3 separate regions of the Mus musculus genome follow, and all the other regions are linked to region 3. Evidence: chromatin loops called from intact Hi-C (ENCODE). Cell type or tissue: left cerebral cortex. All regions are shown on one strand. Each heading gives the region's core, and the rest is flanking DNA. Links, peaks and the distances in the headings are about the cores only.

Region 1 (5,000 bases), core at 1-5,000, 280 kb after region 3:
TTGGTTCTTTGATAATGTTGAGAGCCTTTAGAAGGCTCCACACCGTTGCTTTGCATGGAGGAAGAGTCCCAAGGTGAGAGTGGACAGAATCTGGAACAAACATTTCAGAAAGTGTTTAAGCATCTTCTTTTGTATTTTTTGTTGCAATATTTGGAGTTGCAATATTTGGGGTATTAATGGGACACAGTTCTATGTTGCTGAGTAGATTCTGGTAAGCATACTGTGGTTCTCCTTGGAGCACAAGGAAGAAATGTGTGTTAAGAAGTAAGTTTAAAACTCCATGTTTGGCCTGGTACTGAGATCAAATAGGAAGAAGTATGGGAATAAGTCTATTTTAGAAACATTGTTATCTTTTTGACTGTGGGTTTTCAGTTGATAAGAGTTAACTCATATTAACTGTAAAACCAGTGGGCCATACTGTCATACCCCCACATGTGCATAGAACACACACAACTACCCTGTCTTGCCTACCTACCTCTCTCCTTACCCCTTCTCTGACTTTGTCTCTTCTTCCTGTAATACTCTCTCTTGGAAAAATTACTAATACTTTTTTTTCTCAGACATCTGTGCAGTAGATGGCACCTTTATATCTGGATTTTTCTTGTGTTTAGCTCTCTAATGAAAGAACTTTGCATGCCTCCCTTCAGTTCAACAGCCTAATGTTGATTTTTTTGAGTTACCCTGCGGAGAACCAATTGTTCACTAAGTGCTTGAGTTCTCCTTGAATCTGCTATGCATATGATGGTTCCAATAAAAAGGTGTGGGCTAGCCGGGTGGTGGTGGCACACGCCTTTAAGCCCAACACTTGGGAGGCAGAGGCAGGTGGATTTCTGAGTTCAAGGCCAGCCTGGTCTACAGAGTGAGTTCCAGGACAGCCAGGGCTACATAGAGAAACCCTGTCTCCAAAAAAAAAAAAAAAGGTGTGGGTTAAGCAAAAGTTATTTTCATTGTGGGACAGATCTCTGTTCCTGTTTATAGCTTAATAATATTCCATTGTGTACATATGGCCCATTTTATTTTTACATTAATTAGTTGATGGACATTTGGCTTGCATGAAATTTCTAGGCTCCTTTTGAAGAACGCAGCTATGAATATTTATGTATGAATAGTGTGCTGGCTAGTTTTATGTCAACTTGACACAAGCTAGAGCCACCTGAAAAGAGAGAACCTTGGTTGAGAAAATACCTCCATGAAATCCAGCTGTAGAGCATTTTCTTAATCAGTGATTGATGAGGGAGGGCTGAGGGGCTGGGGAGGACCCACCCCATTGTGGATGGTACCATCTCTGAGCTGGTGGTCCTGGGTTCTATAAGAAAGCAGTCTGGGCAAGCCACAAATAAGTCAGTAAGCTTCGTTTCCCCATGCCCTCTGCATCAGCTCCTGCCTTCAGGTTCTGCCCTGTTTGAATTCCTTCCTTGACTTCCTTCAGTGATGGGCTGTCACCTATAAGTGTAAGCTGGAAGAGATAGTGTGGCAGCCAGAGGATAACGAGCAGAGTCAGTTCTTCTCAACAATATAGTTCACCAGGTACCAGATTCATGTCCCCGGCTTGGTGGCAAGTGCCTTTACCCACAAAGCCACCTTACTGGTCCCCTCTTCTGGCTTTAACCATCTCTATTTTGACACTATTCATGCACAGATCTCCTTCTAAATGCCCAATTTACTTTTGGGGATTAGTTTTGAATTGAAAAGCAATTATCCCATTCATAAAGCTTTCTCAATAAATACCCCATTCAATCTTTTAAGCAGAAAATGACTTCTGTGCCTGCCTAGTTGAGTAGACAAGGTTAATTCCTTGAGTCTTCATGAGGAGAACCAAAAATTCACCAAATATTTGATTACTCCCTGAACCTGCTGTATATGTGATGGTAATAATTTTAAAAAGGTTTATTTTGAGCAAAAAGTCTTTTAATAACTTGAATACAGTGTTTAAAGAACATTTCTGAAGTGAACATCAGCTAAGTGAGAGAATATGTCCTACACACACCCTAAGGCTCAAGTTTTTCCCTTTTAGGCTTCAGAATACAAATGTCTTAGGCATTTGATGCTAACCTAAAATGGTTAAGTTGTATGAATGTTGGCCATGAGGATTCATTTCCTTCCTTTTTAGTAGAAAGATGATATTAGCTGGTGTAATTATATCCCTAGGTGGCATTAGCCACAGAATTGAAGGGTTGGCTTCCTTCTGGCAAGCAAACCTCGAGTTTTGACTTGATGCTTCTACAGCGAGGGTGGATAATCGTGCCGCATGTGAAGGGTGGAAATTAGAGTGTAGGGTTGCTGATCTGTATTCCACGAGCTGAGTATTCCTGTGCCAGCCCAGAAATATCTTAGCAGTGCTGAAGTGTTCAGTTTTTCTGTGGCTTCTCCAGACCCTGTAAGTGATCCTGGAGGCAGATTCTAGTACATTCCATCGCAGGGTCTAATTATGGTTGCAATGGTCATGGAACATTTCAAGCAAAACCCCACATACCCCACCTATACCTTCTTGTTTTTCCTGAAAAGGTCAGCAGTCAGAGACAGCTTGGGCGAAGTCTCTAAGAAATAAAGTCAGCAAGAAAAGAATAAACCCAGAGCACTGCGTCGCTCTGAGCACTGCGTCGCTCTGAGCACTGCGTCGCTCTGAGCACTGCGACGCTTTGAGCACTGCGATGCTCTGAGCACTGCGTCGCTTCTGAGCGAAGAGCTCCAGTTGTCTTGTGCACTCTGACTGACGTGATTTGGCATGCTCATTTTTTTTTTTTTTTTTTTTGGTCTTCGGGTTTTGAATAATTGCTTCTTGCAGAAAGCCTGTATTTTTCTGTACTCTGTGGTTACCAAGCTGTACTTGACTTTAAAAAGAATTAAAAAAAAATGTATCCTTGTGAGAAATTGCTGCTTTGTGGAGTACAAATGAGAGGTTTCATGATCTTTGAAGCCAAGAAGGCCAATTCTGGCTCAGAAACCCCACTGCCAGAACATTTCCAGCTCTTCATGGCTTTTTCTGAACTGAACTGTCCTTTAGTTGGCACAGAAAAGGAAAAGCTAAAGGAGACTCAGGCTGTGGATAACAAGTTTTGGGGTTCAGAAGTTCCCCACAACTCTTCACCCCGGAAATAGGAAGAGCCAGTCTGCTGAGGTCTCCCGGGACTAAAGGTTCTCTCAACTAGAGATAGTTCTGTTTCCCAGGGGACACAGCTATGTTTGGAGACAATTTGTCCTATCACAAGCAGAGGCCGTACAGTGAAACTTAGTGGCGGTGGGGGTCAGCGATACTAGAACACATCCACATAGCCCAGGCTAGACCCCACTGCAAAGAACAGTGGGGCGCCATACAGTTTCAGAGACGTTCAGTAGCCTGCAGGCGCCAGGTTCCTCTCTGGAGGCCACAGGGGGCCAGAGAGCTGGGAGGATACCCAGTATCACAGCCAGCAAAATGTTCTCTTGTTTGGCACTGCACTTCTTGGCGCTGCTTTTAGGGTGCAGCGCCATCAGAAACATAAAATGCAAGCTTCTCCCTCATAGGAGAGGCGTGGACCTAACCTGTGGAAACCCCAGACTCCAGAGTCATCGGAGTGCGTGCGGCAGCTGCCGCTTCTTCTTACCCGCCCAGGCAAGATACTGCAGGCCTGGGCTGATTTTCTTCCTGGCTTTGTCAAGCGTTTCATAAAGCTTGCCCCAGGTTAACTTTCTTCTTCGTGGTTAAAAAAGTGTGTTTAGGGTGAGGAATTATCCCTTAAGCTTTTACCTTTCTTGGAAGAGCAAAGACTGTGGCAAACAGATTAGAATGTTGTCCAAAGTCCCTAAAATCTCGACACTGTTTGGAATTGGGCTGACACGTGAATGAGTTTTGACTTTCTTTGTTGTCTGCAAGGGTGTCACTCACAACTGCTCCCTTCCCCTCTCTTCTCTCTCTCTCTGTCTCTCTCTTTCTCTCTGTGAGTGAGGTGTGTGTGTGTGTGTGTGTGTGTGTGTGTGTGTGTGTGTGTGTGTAGGAGAGATGACAGCCTTGGGAGTCATTCCTCAGGGTCCTTTCTACCTCTTTAGTTTTTCATCCTCTCTTTCTGGCTTTGGCTGGGCAGCTCGGCTGGCCACTGATCTGCAGAGATCCACTCGCCTCTGCTTCCTGGGCACCGGGATTATAGGTGTATGAATTGCCATGTCTAGCTTCCTTTTAAACACGTGTTCTGGAGATCAAATTCGGGCTCTCAGGCTTGTAGGGCAAGCAGCTTCCCAACAGAGCCATCTCTGTATTGTCCAGTTCTCTAAGACAATCCCCATATTGTCTACTGCTCGTGTGCAGATATGCAGTCATTCTTCTGTCTGAAGTCCTGCCTGCGCTGACTCCCCACTGATCCCAAGGCTGCTCTAGGCAGGAAAAAGTCACAAGAAATACCTTCACGCCTGCATACTGGTCACTTTAGCTGATGACCCTTCGTGCTTTTGTTTGTTTGTTTGTTTGTTTTTGTTTTGTTTGTTTGTTTTTTGAGACAGGGTTTCTCTGTATAGCCCTGGGTGTCCTGGAACTCACTTTGTAGACCAGGCTGGCCTTGAACTCAGAAATCAGCCTGCCTCTGCCTCCCAAGTGCTGGGATTAAAGGCGTGTGCCACCATCGCCCAGCCTTTGTTTTTTTTAATTAAAAATAATTGTCTTTCATATTTTTGTTTGGTTTGGGAGACTTTTTTTTTTCACACTGTAGCCCATGTTATTCTAGCACTCATAGTATGGCCCAGGCTGGTCTTGAACATTCAGTAACACACCAGTGTTAGCCTCTGATATGTCTGTCATCCTTTACAGACATAAAGCATCAACCAGACCCAACCCTCTTTTCCTTATTTGTGATTAGTTGGCTACTGTGTATATGTACACGATGTGTAGCAGGCATGCGGTCGTGTACACATGGAGATCAGAGGACAACTCTGTGGGGTCAGTCCGCTCCTTCCACATTTACGTGGGTCCCAGGAATCAAACTCAGGATGTCAGGCTTGCTCAGCAAGTGGTTTTACCCACTGAGCCACAT
Region 2 (5,000 bases), core at 1-5,000, 610 kb after region 3:
CTCTGATTTCTCCCACATGGCTGGTTCTCCTATCACTTATTGGCTAATCTCCTTTTCTCCGTGGATCTTTACCACATAGTAACCTCTTATCTCCATCATCTCTGTGCCTGAGACATTCGGGTCTATTGGCCCATCTGTTTGTGGTTTCTTTTGGCATCGACACTTTACGATACACTGCCTCCCACGCCCCCATGATAGAATACTTTAAAAATACTCTCTCAAAAAATATTCTGGGATGGATCAAGCTACCAGACATTTCTTAAAAGAAACATTGCAGGCTACTACAGGCCTGCTCTGTACATAATTCTCATTGACCCGAGGCAGCCAGCCGGCTTGTCTTACCATGATAATGGAGCTACAGAGCACCTCCCAGAAACTCTTGCTTCAATGTCTGCCTCTGCTCGTCCCGGCCTGGTGCTTTGCAGTGGAGGATGCAGTAAGAGCAGAGTGAGGGAAGAGACCCAGCCTTGCAAGACCAGCTTGGCTCAAAAATTAATCTGTGCAGGCACTCTCCTTTTAGAAAGTGGATCCTTGGGTACTAACCTGAAAGGGCCGGTTCTCATCTAATCATCTCCACTGTGCCCAGGCAGGTGAATGTCCCTAAATGAGACTACTAGCTGCTCATTAAGGACCTGTCAGCGTGCTGAGGAATGGGTTCCCCTCACTGCTCTCTCAGGAGCTATCTTGATTGGGCTGCTGGCACACCATCTGCAAAGTGAAGCTTCCATCCTGGGCATCTTTCTAGCTCCAGGTCAGGTTGCAGGCGGCTCCATCCAAATCCCCCAAACCCTCTGCTTCCCCTCCACGTGAGTTTGTCAGAGCTCTTCCATAGCACCGTACCCAGACACCTCCGCGTTTGCCGAGCTTCCTCGCTTTGTGTAACGCTCCTTTCAAGATGGGGATAAAAGGGTCCCCAAAGCATGAAGCAGATTAAAAGCAATGTCTGTACAAGGCAAGAAGAAAGTTGGGGATTTCTTTTCTGCCTTCCTCTCATTAGTTTAACTTCGACTGATTTAAACATTTGCTCCATGTTCCCTGGAAACTGGAAAGTTTGCTTTGGAATGCTGTTGCTGGGGGTAACGCTGCGGAGTGTCTGAGGCAAGAAACATGGCTGCTGAGGTACAGGACTGACGTCACACTGGTGAGAGGACTCACAAACCCTAGGAGAGAGGGAGTAATTCTACATTGTTTCCGGCTCCCCCAAATTCAGCTTGCTTCGACTAGAGGGTGGCTCAGAAAGTTCCCTCCTGGAAGCCCAGGGAATATTCCTCCACAGTCTATTATTTTCTGACCTGGAACGAATGGGCAGCAACAACAAACTTCCTAGGTCAGCCCTGGAAATGTTATGTGGATGGCAACTCGTGGTTCTTTCTTCTAGCACGGAGAAATGAACAAATGAATAAATAAATAAATCTACCAGATTATGCCACAGAGTACAGTGACACCCCCCCCCCCCAATGTCCTCCTCTCTTACTCAAATAGCAACAACCATTTCTGCAGTCTCTGTGGGTGCAGGTGCATTTTGGAATAGCTCAGGTAAGACTACACAGCCTCCTTGGTCCTCATTAGAAATTCGAATTGATAGCATTAATTGGCATTTTTCAAACACTAAGCGCCCAGCTTGAAGTCTACAAATAAAAGCGGGGCCCAGATGCTGGGATTTCATCGCCCTCATTTAACACTTCGTAAGCAGTTCATTAAGCCGATAACACTTTAAACAGTAACACTGGCGCCTTCGGAGTCCCTCAGCCTGCGATTGTCCCCAGACACCCAGGGAATTCTGCCCGGATTGGGAACCGCAAGAATCTACTTTCACTATGAGTCTCTTAATTGTGGGCACCCTGGCCTGCGGCCAGCTTACAGAAGCCTGCCTGAGGCCTTCACATCCCAGTGGCCAGGGGTCCTGGCCCAGGTAAGGCTAGGAACCACATGCACCAGAGACATAACATGGACCAGACTGAGGATGCAGCCTGGAGATGGGCTGGGGAGTGAAGGGGTGGGGCTACCCCTGTGCTCTCAGCAAGCAGGGAGCATGGCCAACTGAGTGACTTCAGCTTGAATCCAGGACTTGCTTTTCCAGGTCATTTTTAAGGGAATTAAGGGTGAATGTTCACCACCCTCTAAGGATGTCTCTCTCTGCTAAGGTTTTACCTAGAACTTGAAGACTCTGGCAGAGCATAGGACCACTGCCATAATCCTCTGAGACCTGGGGCAGAGACACAATTAGAGCAGCAGGAGGTGGTGGCTCGGGTGCTAAACTGCCCACTCCGTCCGTTCCTCTACAGGATAAACAGTACAAGGGTTGACCTTCATTTGGTCTTTTGTGTAGTGCCAGACTGGGCACAGCATTGTAGATGTTCATTCCATAACGATCCTATGAACAAAGGAACGGGGGTGGGTGGGATGAACATTGTCCTTTCTGGGTGACAGACAGTGAGGCTAGCATTGTGGAAATCAATACCACAGACAATGACTGGCCTGGAGCTTTTGGCGAGCACATGCCAGCTAAGGTGTTCTTGGTCCACAGAAGCACTGGCTCCTTCAAACCTGTGGGCTGCACGGGGAGAAAAAAAAATGATGTCAGCAAGACATAGCTGAATTAGAACTTGAATCCATCTGGTGGTCATGACCTGGCTCACGGCCCCTATGCTAAGCCCCAATAAGAGGAAATGAGAGGTGTGTGGATGTCCAGTGCCAAAGTGGGTAATCCTGTGGTTTGTCCCTAGGGCATCAAGAACGCAGTGCTGTCTAACCTGTCTGGAGATGATGAGTAACTGATAGGTAACTGATGGATAACTGACCAGCTACTGATTAACCACAGTGGGGCTGCAGTGAGGTCGGAGACCGTGACCCCTGTGGCCACAGAGATGGAAACTAAACCCCATCCCACGAAAAGCCTGAAGTCTAAAGCCATGTTCCCAGAGATTCAGCTCAGCCAGGCACTAAGAGGATGGTCAGCCTGGTCCACAGCGCCATCTCGTGGCAAGAACGGGCATCGCAGAAGGGCCGCGCCCTCTGATCTTCCCAGAGGACCAACCAGGTGAGCCTGGGATTATGGAGGCATTTTCTTGAGAACATCCCCCATCCCCCAGTGTGATGCTCGGGGAGTTGGAGGCCTGGGTGGCTGTATCAGTTAAGGAAATGGGCCAATTAGATACTGCTTTGATTAGGCCTGGGCTCTGGGGCTGGACGGGGCTTTTCTCCGATGCACCTGAATTGTAAGGGTGTCCAGAATCTGCTGCTTCTTCAAAGACACATGGTTTCCTGACACAGAACAAAGACAGGCTCAGACACTGGCTTCCATTCATTTATTCTGTCAGTAAAATGTGCTGAACACCTACTGTGCATCAATCAGGTCAGGAGGTGTGCATTGAAGCCGGGAAAGAGAACATGAGAGAAGCTTGCAGTTAGATGACGCCCCCTCCCCCTCCCCCTCCCCCTCCCCCTCGGCAATCTGGAGAAGCCCCGAGTTACTCAGAGTGTTTGCAAAAAAAAGCATTTTAAAGACAGGAGGAATGCAAAGCACACCCACACGGCACTCAGCACAGTTTTCAAAATGTTTTAAAATTGTGAGATAATCCTATATATGTTCTTTTTTAGACTGTGAGTTAACGAGATCTGAAGACTGGGCCTGTCAACTACAGTCGTCTCAAAATAGTGATGAGTCCAGATGATATTTTGAGATAAGTGCCTCAATTGTAACATGCCATGAAAGTAGCTGTGATTTCTGTTGGAGGAAAGAAAACATCTCAGGCGATGCTAATACTCCAGGGCACTCTGCCTAGATTTGTAATTGAATCAACTGCTAAACTGCAGCGAGAGGTGAGTAAAAATAATGACGTCATGTTTCTCTGTTCAAGTTCACAGACTCCCCTCCCCTGGTCTTCTGTCTCAGCAGATTTTCTTGGTTAAGAAGCCAGGTGAATGGGCATGGTGGCACAGGCTTGGGATGCCAGTCATGGGGAGGCCGAGGCAGGAGGATTACAGGATTAGACAATCTAGTGACTCTGTCACAAAATTAATGTACAAAGGGGACTCAGGATGTATCTCAGTGATAGACAGCCCTGGAATCAATTCCCAGAACGGCATAGGATGGGTGGGGGGGGGTGGGGGAGGAGAAGGCCTCGGTACCACCTTTACCTGGCAAATGAGTAGACAGGCACGCAAGGTGAGGTGGTGCTGAGTGCTTGAGGGACATCAAATTGCACACTGACAATGACACCAACAGGGAGGGCTTGTATGGCTGAATTTGACTTTAAGAAGTCCCTACAGAGGTGCAACATGGTCACCTAGGGAGCCCCATCCGGCATAAGAGCCCTACATTCTTTCTGTAAGTCTGAGTCCTGAGTTAAGGTCCCCAAACTCACACTGTGACCAGTATCCCCAGCCAGGGAAGCCTGGGTCAGTGTGACATCCCTACTTGGATCTTTAAAGGTGTATGTTGCAGCTTTACCACCCAAATTTTCCAGGGCTATTTTGAGGGCAATTCAGTGAAGTAAGGAGCCATGTTCTTTATATCATTGAATTCTGTGCCCCCTGAAATTTAACCCTGCCTAAAGGCCAGTGCCTAGCTCCATGTGGTGACCAGGCTCCTTCCAGTATGAAACGCCCCTTACCTCCACGCTCCCTGACCAGCTTTCCTATCAGCCATGATCTACAGGGCCCCTCTAAGTCAGAAAGGCTCCTCTCTCTTTCCTCTTGTCTCCTCCCTGGAGATCCAGCCTCACCATGATGCCGCGCAGATATATGCAATACAGCAGTCCATGATGGGCTGGCTGGTGTGAGCAGGGAGCAAGGAGAGGCCTTTGTAGCTGGATAGGAACCGGTGTGACAAGCTTGCAGGATGATGTCAGGGCTGGCACCAGCAGAGAACAACTCTGTTGACAAGAAGATTAATTAGACAAACGCAGTGCCAGTCAGACTCTGCCGCCATCAGAGGTCAGCTCCACTCAGGCCCCTGCTAGAGACTCTTTTTTTTTTTTTCCTCCCCCGTCTTTTTA
Region 3 (6,384 bases), core at 598-5,597:
CTGCTTTGGATCTAGTAAATTGAGTGCCCCCTTGTAACTGATACTTGGGAGGTTTAGCCAATAGGTTAGCGTATTGAAAGTTCCCAGGCCAATCACATACCAGGGCAGCTTGTACGTATCATCACCATTACTAATAAAATCTTGAATTATTCATCAAGGGTTGTATCTTTACCCCTTTGACGTCGGTTGCAGATATTTAGTTAGTATGCCTGTACACTGCCTTGTAGTCAGTGGAAGGGAATTCAGGCTTTGAATCCCCCGGTTGGATTAAACTCACTCTTTGTAAGTGGCTGCTTGGCGGAAGATTGAAATACACGCCTGCATTCGAAAATGAATTCTGACAAGTGTAAACTGGTGGGAATGTTTTTGAAGCCTTCCTGAGATTCTTTGATTCTGTTGGTCTCCTTTCTTTCTGAGAACCGTTCTGAAGCGAGGACGTGCCGCTCAGCTCAGCTGAAATGCGGTTCTCAGAGCAGACCCTTCCTCCAGTCAGCGTCTTAAAGGCCAGCTGGAATAAGAGACGTTAATGAGGCTGGCCATGCCAAGCCCAGCGTTTTAAACTCAGGTTTTTCTGCAGTTGCCCTTGAAAGGAATGAAGGTCAAGTTGCTTCAGCAACCTTGCAGCTTTGATAGTGGACGGAAGGGCACGCTGCAGAGCTGGGTGGCTGGGTCCTACAGTGATGGTTTATCTTGCGTCTCTTAAAAGTAAGCTTAAAAAAAAAAAGATTAGCCTACTGCAGCTTGTGGACTAGCCTGGAAACACCTGGGACGCTGAGGTGAGGATGGAAGGCTTTTCCGATAATGAGAAAGAATGTGTTTGCGAATGTATTGAGAGGCTGAGAAATGGTTTTATCCCATCTGGGTTTAAGCAAGTTGGCACTGGGGGAAAAAACTGAATCTGGCTGAATCTCTCTCTTTCAGTGGCAGCCACAGCAGCAGCAGCAGCAGCAGTGGGAGCAGGAACAGCAGTAACAACAGCAACAGCAGCACAGCCGCCTCAGAGCTTTGGCTCCTGAGCCCCCTGTGGGCTGAAGGCATTGCAGGTAGCCCATGGTCTCAGAAGAAGTGTGCAGATGGGATTACCGTCCACGTGGAGATATGGAAGAGGACCAGGGATTGGCACTGTGACCATGGTCAGCTGGGGGCGCTTCATCTGCCTGGTCTTGGTCACCATGGCAACCTTGTCCCTGGCCCGGCCCTCCTTCAGTTTAGTTGAGGATACCACTTTAGAACCAGAAGGTAAGTTCATGCGTGCCATTTTAAGGGTACCAAGTCGTTTTGGGGATGTGTCTGGGGGAAGTGGTCTTTAAGTGGGAGGCCTGTTTCAGCCGGCTGCCATATGAGTAGTCTCTCTCCGCATCATATCGGAGCTTAGAAGGGAGGGTCTTGTCTCCCAGGCATGAGTGGAGTGGTTTGGTTTGCTCTGTTCTTTGTGCTTGGGTGAGGGAAGCAGTGGCAGTTCTTGTTTAGCCAGTGCCTTACAGCACTCTGGAGGGGACGTACCTTGGCAGGGTGACTGTGGCCTTCTGCAGTTGCTCTCTAGATTGAGGGAAAAGCCTTGAATCACACTATCTTTTGGCTAAAGGAAATAGGCAGCCTCTGAAAGCTGACTTTTTTTTTCTTTTTCCGCATTGTTTAAGAGAAAAGAAGGTTCTGAAGTTGAGCATGGAGAGCCGTGCCATGCTGGATCGGTTTTTAAGCTGGTGTAAGCTCTTTGTGCTTTCACCCGGCATCACAGAGTGGGCAGGTTTCATGTTGGGAAGATTGGAAAGTGAATTTGCCAAGAGTCTTCCCCCATCTGGGGAAAAGCCAGATTTCACTAGTGTGTTTGGCTTTGCACACTTGGTTGCAAATGTGAGAAGCTAGTTGTGAGGAGGACGTGGCTGAAATCCGGAGCTGGGCAAAGCGCTGGTCCTTCTCCCAGGTCCTTCAGAGACGTGGTCTGTGGCCAAGCCTCTCTCCTTGGTGCCGCACGGGAATCTGTCATCAGGAGGGAATATTGGTAGGCGAGTTATTTTTTGAGTGGTAATCCGAGCGTGACACTGCAGATCGCAGCACTCATCGCCACTTAATGAACGTGTTTGCTGAGGGCCCACCTGGTGCCGGCTGGCTTTGGAGTCCGTCACGGTCCTGAGTGCTGGCAGGTCAGCTGAGTTGCTGTGGCTATGCACACTGAATCAGGGTCCTGATTCATCCAGATCATCCAGAGGGGGATTGTAGGAGGGACAGGACCCCTCCCCCAAGGGTGACCTCAAGGAGGGCTATGTACCCATCTGAGAGGAGGGCTTGAGAAATGGGTCCCCAGTAAGATCCACCCAGACAGACACTCTCCCTGGCTTTGTGTGTATGTCGGGCCACACAGATGCCTGGAAATGTTATAAATTACCAGGTATCTTTGGAAAGGAAATGAGGTAGGAGTTTTGTGCATGAGGTGTGTTCAACATACAGCCTCACGTCCTTTTCCGGAACCACCTCTCTGTGACTTATCCTGTGACGTCAGGGAGAGTGTAATCTGCAACAGTGACATGTTTTCAAAGGGCTTAATGTGAGGGGGAAAGGATTGGGTTTCTGAAAGTCTGGTCTGCACTTCTTTAATTTTGTTAATAATTAAAATGGATGTCCCCCTAATTGCCGGTTGTCCCTGGAGTGTGTGGCTCAGCACTAACTAAGGAAGCTGAGCTAGGATTTCCTACAGCGTGGGCTTCAGAAACAGCCCCGGTTAGGAAAGAATTGTCATTTTTCATTTGGACTCTCGGGGCAGTGTTGCTGTGAGTTGATTTCAGTTGCAGAGTATAAAATGGTCCTGGAGGGTTTCCTGGACTGCATCTAATTACCTCAGAAAGGTTACAAGATGTTTGTACTCGCAAGGAGGAGGCAGGTGGGGGAGAGGAAGGACAGTGGGCTGGAGTCCCCCAAATGGCTCTTTGTGTAAGAACCGATATCCAACAATGCTCACATTGTTGAAAGCAGATCCCACCACCTGGGGACCTGTAGGTACATGTAAGGTTAGGGAGGGAGGCTGAGAAGTCTCCGAAGTTGTAGGTCACACTTTGCCAATGCCCCTGGGTACACTTTGCTAGGCTCAGAGTTTGCATGAGGTTCGAATCACATATAGAGTTGGGAGACGCTAAGAAAAAGAAAAGAAAAAGAAAAAAGGAAAAAAGGAAAATGTCTCAAGGTGTGGAGTTTCACCAGAGCAAGCTTGGGAAATGCAGAGAAACCCCAGAGCCTTGATTGGTGGGATCTCTTTATCAATAGTCACTGAACAGTAGTACCATCCCCAGATGCCTTCTGAGGACCAGCTCAAGAGATTTAGTTTTCACCAGTGACCTGGACAGAAAGCAGAAAGCACAGCTCCTGGCATTGATGGTGGCCTTGGCCATCCCCATCCCCAGCAAGCTGGGGACAAGGGGGTGCACAGTTCTCAGTGCAGCAAACACGGTACCCTGAGATGAATGTTGCTTTTGGATGGAGGAGGTGGTGATGCTGGATTTCGGCAGGGTCTGTGCTCACTCTCCTTGTCTGTTAGACCAACATTGCCACTGACATCCAGGCCATCAAGCTAGAGGCTAGGCTCCATGCTAGGCTCTGGTGTCTAATGTGTGCATATGTGCATCTCTCCAGCCGCCATATTTGATGCAGCCAGGACTTCAGCTAACACTGAGTTCAGCTTCTGTCTCCTGAAGCTTTACCATGGAAGGCATCCGTTTGCTAATTTAGAAGCTCAGTTTAGATAATGTCTATTGGGCCGGACAAATATGTAATCAGGAAGTTCCTAGAAAGAGCCTGTGCCTCACTACTAAGGAGCCCTTTTGACCCTCTAGGGAGATGTTATGTTCAGTCATGTAGTTCTGTGCAGTGTATGTAGCCATGCAATGTATGTCCTCACCCCGAATCCTATCCTGTCCGTGTGTCTCTGGACACTTTCTCAAGTGGCAGCAGCAGGATTGGGTCAAGTCAGTTGACCTAAGAAGGCAGTCATCTCTGTAAGATTTTCCTCGGTATTTCAGAATAGAAATGATTGTATCCAGCTGGTCATCCCTGTGACAAAGGACAACAGTATCAACAGTTGGGGACTTCGGAGGGGTGGTCCCGATTCTAAGTACTGTTCTGTTGATTCAAATCCTGAATGTTCCCAGTGTAGTCAAGCTTGATTACTGCCAGTCTCGGCTCTTACTTTCAGATTCCCCCTGACGTTGTCACCTGCTCTGGTTAATTAAGTCATTGTTGACATTAAGGGAATCTGTTTACCCCAGCCCAGTAGGAGCTAAAATAAAAGGGCTTTCCCAAACCCAAACCCTTAATTACTTTCCCACCCTCTGCTAAGTGCAAAGGGACGGCCTGGGGGTGGGGTGGGGGTGGGAGTGAGGGAGTAATTTACATGCCTTAAAAAACACCCACCATTTCTTGGGCAGTCTTCTGGGTTGATGCTGTTCCGGATTGAAGTGAGCCAGCGAAAACCTCGTGAGTGTGAGGTCTACGTGGAGACCTGCTGAAGGGTTCCCCCCCCCTCACCACCACCACCACAGGGTAGTTCAAGTCCTTTGTCAGAGAGTATCCTACATGCTGTGGTCTCAGCCCCCCACATTTAATTGCCAGTTAGAAGAAGAGAAAAGAAATATCTGCGTGGTGCAAGTGGATGATTTAACAGGAGTCTTGTGTTTCCTATTATCTGCATTTTTTGTTCCTCAGTGTGAGTGTGAATATTTAAGAGTTGACTGTAACTTGATAGTTTCGCTGAGGAACAAGGGCTTATTCTTGGTCAATTAAACCAAATGCAGGCGCATGCTGTTAAACACACAATGAAGTACACATTCTTTATTAGAATATAGTGTATTTCACAATTCATGGGCAAGGAACTGTGTTTAATATTACTTCTAGAGCAAAAATCTGGCCAGCCCAGAAAATTGGCATTTATATAACTCTTTCTTGCTGGCTTCCACTGATCTGAATAGAGCAAGTTTGTGTGTGTGTGTGTGTGTGTGTGTGTGTGTGTGTGTGTACCTGTCTGTCTATGTTGCCTGTTTATTTCAATCAGTTAAAAGACTAAATAACTTACTTAAAAAAAAATAGCCACCCCTTCTCAGATAGCCTCTAAAGACTTTATGCTGTTTTTAAGCCTTATTTTTAAATTATTTTAAATTGGGGTCTGTGTAGGCCTGTGCACATGAGTGCAGGTCCCCCTGGAGGCCAGAGGTTTTTGATGCTAGCCCGGGAGTTGGTTCTGGAAGTGAATGTGGATCCTCTGCAAGAACAATATAGACTTACAAAAACTGAGCTATCTCTTCTGCTCCAATACAGTTCAACATTTTTTCTTTTTTCTTTTTCTTTTTTTCTGTTGAGGGTGAGAATTCAAACAACCAAGCATTCCAATATGAGATGTTTCCAATATCTGATTTAATGAATAATCACATGGTTATGAAATAACTGGGGTAGTGTTTAAACAGGAAGGGGATGTTTAATGTTCACATTCTCTGTGGAGTGCGTGCAGTAGCCCCGTGCCTGCAGTAGCCCTGTGCCACACTTATAGACAGTTTGGCTACTTACATAGTTAGGGTGGTCATGAAAAGACAACTAAGTCCCTTTCATCAGGCTCCGTCTTAACTTTTCCATTTCTGATTGAATCCCTGGGATCGATCCAGCAGGGTGTCTTGTCTTGGTCAGCAGCTAGGAGTTATTTTGGGGGAAGGGATGCTGCAGGCTATTTTACAGATAATTATGGGTTTCCTGTGCAGAACTGTCCCTGTAGGGGCTGGAGCAAGTGATGATTCTGTGATTAAGAGCACTTCCTCCTTTTGCAGAGGACCAGTGTTGGGTCCCCAACACCCACAGGGAAGTACTCCTGATTGTCTTTATCTCCAGGTGCTGGGGGCCAGCGCCTCTGACCTACTGTTGCCTGCAGGTGCCCTTCTCATGTGGGCTGCCCTTGCCCTTACTGTCTTTGTGGCTTCGTAGAGAATGATGGGAAAAAATTCCAAGATGGTAGTCCCACTGGTGACTAAAGGTGTTTAGTAGTAGCTTTTTCTTAAAATACAGTTGGTGAGCAAGATAGTGGTGCACACCTTTAATCCCAACACTAGGGAGGCAGAAGCGGGTGGTTCTTTGAGATTGAGGCTAGCCTGGTCTACAGAGTGAGTGCCAGGACTACACACACACACACACGCACACACACACCCCAGAAAGCTTGAAGTTGTAGTTTTACGAAAGTGTATTTAACCGTCAGGACTAACTATGATCTTTCTTTTGGGCTGGTAGCTGATGGTTTGGTTTTTTTTTTTTTAGATGGGCATCTCCCACAGCCTGGCTTGGGATTTGCCTTGTAGCTCAGGTCGGTCTAGAACTTTCAATCCCCCTACCTCAACTTCCACTCCTAATTGTCCGGCA

Evidence for each region. Hi-C counts contacts between places; a loop is a spot of excess contacts. Peaks named below come from ENCODE experiments on the same cell type or tissue, not always from the same donor. Only the 100,000 strongest peaks of a DNase experiment are listed, where the experiment ranks them.
Region 1: it touches region 3 in a loop (2.4-fold over the local background); 4 of 42 quality-filtered maps call a loop at or near these places.
Region 2: it touches region 3 in a loop (5-fold over the local background); 41 of 42 quality-filtered maps call a loop at or near these places.

What each region holds. Positions count from the first base shown.
Region 1 is chr7:129,973,642-129,978,641 of GRCm38, reverse strand. Gm4265 (predicted gene 4265) reads right to left here. Exons shown (of 4, transcript NR_046077.1): 4 at 1-90. Among named protein-coding and RNA genes, the nearest start is that of Gm4265, 14 kb to the right of the region's middle. In left cerebral cortex, for the core only: no CTCF peak of the experiment used is centred there; DNase peaks (open chromatin) are centred at 2,344, 2,599 and 2,912; H3K27ac peaks cover 206 bases.
Region 2 is chr7:129,651,889-129,656,888 of GRCm38, reverse strand. Gm33122 (a long non-coding RNA gene) reads left to right here. Exons shown (of 5, transcript XR_869975.1): 2 at 2,727-3,040; 3 at 3,601-3,822. Gm51499 (a long non-coding RNA gene) reads right to left here. Exons shown (of 3, transcript XR_003946877.1): 2 at 4,728-4,877; 3 at 3,781-4,266. Among named protein-coding and RNA genes, the nearest start is that of Gm51499, 3.1 kb to the right of the region's middle. In left cerebral cortex, for the core only: a CTCF peak has its summit at 2,999 (motif pointing left); DNase peaks (open chromatin) are centred at 618, 1,849, 2,991, 3,628 and 2 more places.
Region 3 is chr7:130,256,604-130,262,987 of GRCm38, reverse strand. Fgfr2 (fibroblast growth factor receptor 2) reads left to right here. Exons shown (of 18, transcript NM_010207.2): 2 at 922-1,239. The coding sequence starts at 1,074. Among named protein-coding and RNA genes, the nearest start is that of Fgfr2, 7.0 kb to the left of the region's middle. In left cerebral cortex, for the core only: a CTCF peak has its summit at 2,761; DNase peaks (open chromatin) are centred at 959, 1,905, 2,534 and 2,727; H3K4me3 peaks cover 2,319 bases; H3K27ac peaks cover 2,747 bases.